Linked DNA regions of Homo sapiens: region 2 is linked to region 1. The links are chromatin contacts, found by Hi-C in ENCODE. All regions are on one chromosome and are shown on one strand. The core of a region is the stretch at or near the end of the contact, and the rest is flanking DNA. Distances in the headings are between cores, read along the strand shown.

Region 1 (4,061 bases), core at 755-3,254:
AGTACAGCTAAGATATGGTACGTGTTCTACCATGAAGAGCAAGAGCAAGGTGAGGGAGGGTACGGTGTAAGAGATCCTGCTGCATTAGCTGTTGAGAGGAAGAATTTCCTCCTGGTCACTATGTTACTGGGGGTCCTTGCTCCCCAAGTTCCCAAGATGGTGGCAGGTCGCTTCCAAGATGGTGACGGGCCACTTCCGAGATGGTGGCAAGTCTTGTGTTCTCTGACCTGGGGTTCTTGGCCTCATGGATTCCAAGGAATGGAATCTTGGGCCAAGCGGCGAGTGTTATAGCTCTATTAGAAGCTGTGGGTCATGGAAGAGAATCGTGGAACCCAGTGACTAGTGTTTAGCTAGATTAGGACGAACCTGGGCACTTAGCCCTGCAGGAACAAGGGCAAGCCTTTAGCCCGATCAGGAGCAGCAATGGGCGCCTCGCTGGATCCAGAGGGATGGAAGTCAGCTGTGGGTCTGTGACAGCGGCAGACAGCAGTGGTGGACGGTGAGCGAAAGCTCAGCTTGAGCTGTGACACACACGTACCAGAAAAGTGTGCAATTGCAAGATTTAATAGAGTGAAAACAGAGCTTCCATACAAAGGGAGGGGACCCAAAGAGGGTAGCCACCGCTGGCTTGAATGCCTGGGTTTATATCCTGATCATTGTCCCTCCTGTTGTGCTCTCAGGCGATAGATGATTGGCTACTTCTTTACCTCCTGTTTTTCCCTAATTAGCATTTTAGTGAGCTCTCTTTACTACCTGATTGGTCGGGTGTGAGCTAAATTGCAAGCCCCGTGTTTAAAGGTGGACGTGGTCAATTTCCCAGCTAGGCTTAGGGATTCTTAGCCAGCCTAGGAAATCCAACTAGTCCTGTCTCTCAGTACCCCCTCTCAACAGGAAAACCCAAGTGCTATTGGGGAGGTTTGACCACCGCTCTAACTGCTTCCTGCTGAATTGGGGCACAGTAGGGGTTGTGCAGTTGAGATTTCCTCCGTAGGGGTGCCTTGTCTCTCAACTAATTCAGTGGTGGCTACCTCGAAGCCCTTCTGAAGCTAAGAGGGAAAGAGACCAGCTCGCAAAGTCCCCTATGTTATCTACTCCTAAGTGGAAGCTGGGAGCTGTGAAAATGCACATCTAACAACCCTTAACTTACTATACCGACTTCTAAACCACAGTAGAAAATGAAGAAAAGTTCGGCTATGGGCAATAGACTCAACCTTTTGTTCTATGTCTAACCTATAAAATAGAAAAATAATACTGTCATCCCTCATCTCCCACCATACTGAACACGCATTAGGTGCTCAATGAATACTTGTCCATTTTAGTGAAGATTAAGAGGAATGAGACGGAAACTGACACTTGAGAGGCTGGCACACGCCAGAACTGCACCACACTTTGCACTCATAGCTCATTTACTCATCAGCTTGTGGTCAGGTAGGCATTACCGTCCCCATTAGAGAAGTCAACGGAGGCTCAGCAAGGACGGCCAGGGTCCCCCAGAAAGTAGAGGAGGACTTCAGGTTTAACCAAAAGCCTGTACTCTTTACACATGTACCCCATGCCTTCTCCACCAAAGCTCCTGGCACCGTGCTTTGCAGACAGACGACGCTCAACACATTTTGAGCAGAAGCGTGGTTCAGCACCAGGAAGGACACCAACTTTTGCAGAGACGACTCTTGGGATGGAGAAAGACTTCCCAAATCTTCAGGGTGCGGTCAAGACAGGGTAGGCTAGCGCCAGGGGAGCTAGTGGCTAGGCCCCAGGGCAGCTGGGGCCGAGGCCGAGCAAACGGCCAGGGGAGAGGCTCCCAGGAGCCCGATCTGCCGCTGGGCGACGCGAAGCCTGGCGGCTAGAGTCCCGGGCAGCCCGAGCACGGCGGGAAGGCGGCAGCAACAGGATCGGCAGGGATGGCGGGGACGGGGGAGGTCCATGTGCAGGGGCGTGCCGCCGGTGACGCACTTCCGCCCTGCCTGTTCCGGCTTAAAGGGGCCCCAGACAATCCTCGCAATAACAACAAAACCGGCGCGCCAGCGGTGGCGCAACGGCTCTCGTCCCCGCCCTCCTGCTACCTGTAGTCGCCTGGGCCGCCCCCGGCCCAGCCCTGCCTTGCCGCCACCCTGCGCTGTCCAGACTGAGGGGTCAGGCGGAGAGCCGGGCCGCGCCTTCGGTCAGCTTCTCTCCCTTTCACCCGCGCCTCCTCGCGAGACCCGGGGCTGGGCCGTGCCGGTCGCCGCGCAGCAGGAAGGGAGCGGCTGCCACGGAAAACGCCTGGCCGGACGGTGTGGCTGGCGGCCCTGCCTGGGCGCGGAGGGCGGCGGTGGCGGGCCCCGCGGCCTTCTCTCAGGTACCCCAGTGCCCGCTGACCGCCCTGAGCGGCCCAGCTGCTTCCCCGATCCGCACCGCGGGGCCGTGGCGTAGGGGCCTTGTTGCGTTCCAGCTTGGGGGTCGCGGTGGGGCGGGGCAGTGACCCCGGGCCGGCCGTTGTGCCCTCATCCCTCCCACCCTTCCTTCGTATAGCTTCCTTTCTCCTCACGACGGCCTCCACAGTCCGGAGCCCGGCGGAGCCCGGACCTGGCGGGGAGAGCTGCCTCCACGGCCGGGCACCCAGACCCCACCGTCGCAGTCGCCACCACCTCAGTCCATCCTTGGTACCGGCAATGGGCTTCGTATCCTCCAGTGCACTTGTAACTGACTTGGACACGGAATACTAAGAACTCACTTCTGTCCTCATCCCAGTCGCGCCGGCGGTGACCATCTCGGCTCTTTTGGGCTTAACTGCCGCTCCTCTGGACTCTGTCTGACTTTGGGGGCACCATGGACCAAAGTGGGATGGAGATTCCTGTGACCCTCATCATTAAAGCACCGAATCAGAAATACAGTGACCAGACTATTAGCTGCTTCTTGAACTGGACCGTGGGGAAACTAAAAACGCATCTATCTAACGTTTACCCTAGCAAACCAGTAAGTGTGTAAAAGCTGGGGGCAGCTGCTCTGACCAGCAGCTTTTCGTGCCGTGTACCCTCCTTTTTCCTGCTTCTCCCCTCCAGTCTTGAATCAAATAGGTCTCTTTTGGTAGACCGCGAGGTATTTTGAGTTCTGAGGTTGTGTCTCCTGAGTGTTCGAACCATCATTAATATTTTCCTGATGAGGTTCAGTTAATTAGTAAGAGGAAGCAGAAATATCAAGGGACTTAAGAATTGGCAGGCAAAGACCGGGCGCGGTGGCTCACACCTGTAATCCCAGCACTTTGGGAGGCCAAGGCGGGCGGATCACGAGGTCAGGAGTTCGAGACCAGCCTTACCAACATGGTGAAACCCTATGTCTACTGAAAATACAAAAATTAGCTGGGCGTGGTGGCGCATGCTTGTAATCCCAGCTACTCAGGAGGCTGAGGCAGGAGAATCGCTTGAACCCGGGAGGCGGAGGTTGCAGTGAGCCAAGATCGCACCACTGCCCTCCAGCCTGAGTGGCACAGTGAGACTCTGTCTCAAAGAATTGGCAGGCATGGAAAAGGGACTACTTTCTTTGGACTTAAAGTCATCAACCTAATATGCGAGTGAGAGATATATCCTTTCTTAAAAAAAAAAAAGATAAAGCACTACAACCCGTATCAGAGCTTTTATTGCTTATTACACTAAAATTCCATTTTACTTTCAACACTTGGCCCAGAAACTTAAACAGAAATTGAAGATTTTTTTTTCTTAGAAATAAGTATGTGTCCCCTATAAAAATTATACTTTCAAGGTTACTATATATGTTTCAAGGACCAAAGAATTATAAGTTGTAGATTCGTTTTCACCACAACCCCTTTCAACATTTTTCTCCTGTAGAGGATACATGGACATTAGTTTAAAAGAGAACTGCCCTCCACCCCACCACCATTTGGTGCATCCCTCTCATATGGCTTTTCCATTCTGTGTTCCATTCTGAATCATAACTGGATATTGCAGAGATAATAAATAAAATATAGACAGTACAGCTCCATCTGTCCCCAAAGTCAGATTTGAAAGGCCGTGGTTGGTAATCAAGGAGTCTTGGAATAGTTTAGAAAAGAAGTATACCGTCAT
Region 2 (4,061 bases), core at 1,151-3,650, 1.3 Mb before region 1:
CATAGGTCAACTGTACCACAGACTGAGTGGTTTAAACAACATAATTTTTTAAAAAAATCATGATTACAGAGGCCAGAGTCTGAGATCAAGGCATTGGTTTGTTCCTGGGGCCTGTCTCCTTGGCTTGTAGATGACCATATTCTCGTGTGTCTTCAAATGGGCCTCCCTCTGTTCATGTCTGTATTGTAATATCCTCTTCTTATAAGGGCACCAGTCCTATTGGATTAGAGCCCACCCTGTTGTCATTTTAACTTCACTCTTTAGAGACCATTTCTCCAGACACAGTCACATTCTGAGGTACTGGGGTTAGGACTTCAACATAGGAATTTGAGGGTGGAAGGTCACAATTTAACTCATGTTATTACACATTTTTTTCCCTCTGATCTCTCAACTGTGTGAAGTTGTGAGGAATTAGAAGTAATTCATCTCCTAAACGTATATCTGATTTGTACATGGGAATACAATGTAAGTAAGTCCACTAATGCTCTAATTTTTTTTTGGCACAGCACTGTCTCTCTTATCTTAAACCTAATTGAGAGAGTTACTAGCTAACTGTTCGCTTCCTCCCTTTATCTTCTGTTGTCTTTATTCCGCACCCCTGAAGATTCTGAACCACCCACTCCCTTCTGCCTCGGGCAATGAATAGTCTTTCTCTTAGTTTCCTCCACATCTCTTCGCAGTTCTTTAGGGATCAATTCTGATGATCTTAGTCTCCAGTATTCATGTCCCTGATCTCACATCATGGGACAGATTTGCCTTGCAATTTCTTTTCCAAATTCTGTATTCTTATCAGAAACATCTGTCATCAAAACACTGCATTTGCCTCATTTCATCAGATATTCAGTGTACCGGGACCCTTGTAGCCCTACTCCCTGGGAAGGGACATTCAGGCCTTGACATTGGAATGCTGGCTTGCTGGAAAGTTATAATCCAGTGTCTGTTTGGTGTATTTTTTTTTTTTTTAACACTAAACACATGGCCTAGACATTGGTTTTGCTTCATTTTCGCTCAACATTTATGATAATAAAGCTTTGTTTTCATAGATCACTTATCTCCTGAAAAATTCACACTGCCGTGAACACGATCCAGCCTTGCAGTGTGTCTCGGAGGTAAGTAGGTGGCAAGTATTTTTATCCCCTTTTATTAAAGCATAGGCAGAGCTCACTGCACAAGGATCCCCTGGAAGGGGGAACAATTTGGACTTAGCCCGTCTGCGCTCCTCCTGCTCCGTTTATTTGGGTACCATAAACCCACCCAGAACTGCACACAGAAGTGTCTCCTTTGCAGGCAGACGTATATGCATGCATTTCAATGGCTTCCAGGAGACAGCGATTATGGAATGTGGAGTCTGAATGTAAATGGAATTTGAGATGAGCCTGACTAGTAAATTATTCTGAAGGAAAAACACATTCAGAAATATGATTTTATCGCTTCTCGGCGTTTTGGCTAAGATGAAGTGTAGAAGTATGATTTAGATTCCACCCATCCTTAGGTGCAATTCAAATGCCAGTTTCTCTAAAAAATAAAGCCAACTCTTCCCCTGGACTCTCCAGACACTTGACCTGTCCTTACTTTGTGGTGTATAACTCACTGCACTTTATCTTGTTGCTCTCCTGGTCAGAGTCTATGCCTGATCCATCTCTGTGGATAAGTACTCAGAAATGTTTTCTGAAGTGGAATGAAAGGAACTAACCTCTGTTGTTTGTAACTGGCACAGAACCCAACAGTTTCTGCCAGTGACAGGTCATGAGCATCTTGAGGCATCCAGAAGATTGTCGTGGTTGGATTGTCCTCTCACTTTGCTTCATGCTCACTGCTTGACCACTGATTATTTTGGAGAATGTCTCTCTCCTTGGCCAAGGCTTTGGGTATTATAACCAAGAGAGGATGATCTAACCAGCCATTTTATCAACAGCGGCTCTGAGAGCCCAGCGTTGGGTGCCAGCCCTGCAGAGGGACATTGCGAAGTATCTTTATGTCCTTCGAGCATCCCTCCTTTCCATCAACTGGCAGGGTGGAGCAATAGCATCCAGTTACTGACCTTCCAGGAATAATGTGAGCATTGGATGTATTAGGCCTCCAAAGTATATCTGTGCTGCTCTGATGAAAGGTGCTTTAAGTAGGGTTGCTTGTTAAAAATAAGTAGTGCCAATTCTCAGGCTGCCCCCTGTGTTTTCCTTTCCCTTGCTCCCTTAGATGTTTTTCAAAGGTGCCAATAAAGCCTGCAAAACATGGGTAATGAAAAGGAAGGGAGAGCAAGTTCTTTTTGTCATAAGCGTGAACTGTGAGTCATCTCTTCTGAGTCACCGTGAACATACAAAGGAAGCCAATCAGTAGGGGTGCACTCTAATAGGATGTTTCTCCAATGACTCACGCAGGCCTGGAATGAGGAGCAGCCTGAATCAAGCCAAACAAGTATATTTTTAAATCTGGAAGGGCGCGCTTCCTGGTGCAATATGATGATCAGTCCTACACACTTACATGCTTATTTTAGCCCAGGCACTGAAATGTGTGGGCATGGTCTCCACGGAGCCTTCTCCTGTGGTCATGTTTTGTTTTGCCAGTGGGGAAGGATGTTTAATGATTAACTGTCACTATCAAGAATATAATATTTCAGTGCAATATTTCAATGTGAGGAGAAGAATAATTTTTGAATGTGGTGACTTCAAGAACTCGGCTCCATTGGGTAAGGCCTGCTTCACGTGTAAACATGCATTCCACAAACATTTTTTGAGGCCCTAAGTACTGAATATATAAAGACAGAGAAGGCGTAGTCCTAAGCCTCAAGGGTATTAGAATTTCCACAAGGAGACAAAAAAGCAAACAGAGCATTGGAAAAGTGGCAGAGGGTCAGATGGAGACACTTAGAAGGCTCAGCCTATAGAGAATGGGCGTAAAAGAATCCCCTGGAAGTGGGAACAACTGCTCTGGATTCTGAAAGACCTGCAGGAGTTACCACTGAGGAGCGAATTGAGATGAGGAAGGGTGATTAAGGCAGAGGGAAAAGCATGTATTAAGTCTAAAAGTCTTCCAAACAGTTTATGTTTTTCATTATTGTCTTATTTTCTCAAAATTTTGCAAATGCAAAATTTTCTTCTTTTCCCTTGGCAAATGCATTCTGGAAACATTTTTTCAAGCTGACCCAGAAACCATCTCATTCAGGGCGAGTCAGGGTCCGTGTTGTGAAGAGGCGTTACTTTATCTGAAGGATTTTAAGCAGAGGCTATACATGTGGCTATAGTTAGGTTTTGATGAGCTCCTCATGGAAGACAGTGAGGGAAATGGATCTGTCCCGAGACTGGGAGACCATTGTAGCCTTTTGTCTTAATCCGGAAGAGCAGTGATGAGCACCTGAACCAAGGTCAGTGGCAGTGGGAAAGGAAAGGAGTAAATATAATATATTTGTGAGATGGTGATTGAGAGAAGAGTCAACTGAGCAAAAATAGCTGAGATGGAGAACCTAGTAAGTTTGGATAAGCCATAAAGAATAGGAGTTATGTTTTGTCAATTTTGACTTTGAGGTGGCTAAGAGATGTGGCTAAGATGGGCGTGTCCAATAAGGAGTTGTCTGGAGCTCAGGAAACTATCTTGGTTCAAAATAGAGATTTGGCATCTATGAATGTAGAAGCTACAGGACCAGATTAGTCCTCCTAGTGCAGGAGTGAAGAGTGAGAAGAAAAGAATGGTGAGAAAAGAACTTTGGGCAGAAGGAAAACGAACAAAAACAAAAAACAAATCTATGAAGGAGACGAGAAAGAGCAAGGAGATTGGGAAGAAGAACAATTATCCAGGTATCTCTTCTCCAGTATTAGTGAGCTGATGCTTTTTTCCCCTGTGAGGTAGTAATGACTATCAAATAATTTTGAAGCCATTCATAAGGAATCCACAAGAGTATATACACACTCGATAGAATGTCTTTCTTACTAAGAACCATGTTGTCATATTGGGTATCTTATTGTACGTTATATTAACCATATAAGATATCCTGGGTCACTGCTATGTGTTGTAGAATAGTAAAAATGCTCTCTTGTTTTAGAGAATTGGCAAGTGTTTATAAAATG

Evidence for each region. A loop is a pair of places that touch in the nucleus more often than their neighbours do. Pooled maps may share reads with other maps.
Region 2: a loop to region 1 is called in a map of ascending aorta, with 8 times the contacts of the local background. The contact joins the enhancer-like site here to the promoter of HERPUD2 in region 1. A Hi-C loop is called at or near these places in 3 of 168 maps with a recorded cell type or tissue (Calu3, ascending aorta and uterus) and 3 of 50 pooled maps.

Annotation. Positions count from the first base shown.
Region 1 is chr7:35,693,078-35,697,138 of GRCh38, reverse strand. It overlaps HERPUD2 (HERPUD family member 2), which reads left to right and starts at 2,004. Exons shown (of 9, transcript NM_022373.5): 1 at 2,004-2,338; 2 at 2,512-2,955. The coding sequence starts at 2,809. HERPUD2-AS1 (HERPUD2 antisense RNA 1) reads right to left here and starts at 1,933. Exons shown (of 1, transcript NR_136255.1): 1 at 1-1,933. RefSeq lists a silencer at 2,126-2,535 and an enhancer at 1,978-2,865.
Region 2 is chr7:37,030,395-37,034,455 of GRCh38, reverse strand. All of the region lies in intron 15 of ELMO1 (engulfment and cell motility 1), which reads left to right. Among named protein-coding and RNA genes, the nearest start is that of ELMO1-AS1, 35 kb to the right of the region's middle. RefSeq lists enhancers at 2,059-2,728, 1,563-2,762. Within about 2 kb of position 2,400, at least 17 of the 41 ENCODE cell types and tissues checked have a DNase peak (open chromatin) inside an H3K27ac peak, as active enhancers do; they include ascending aorta, where a contact is called at or near this core.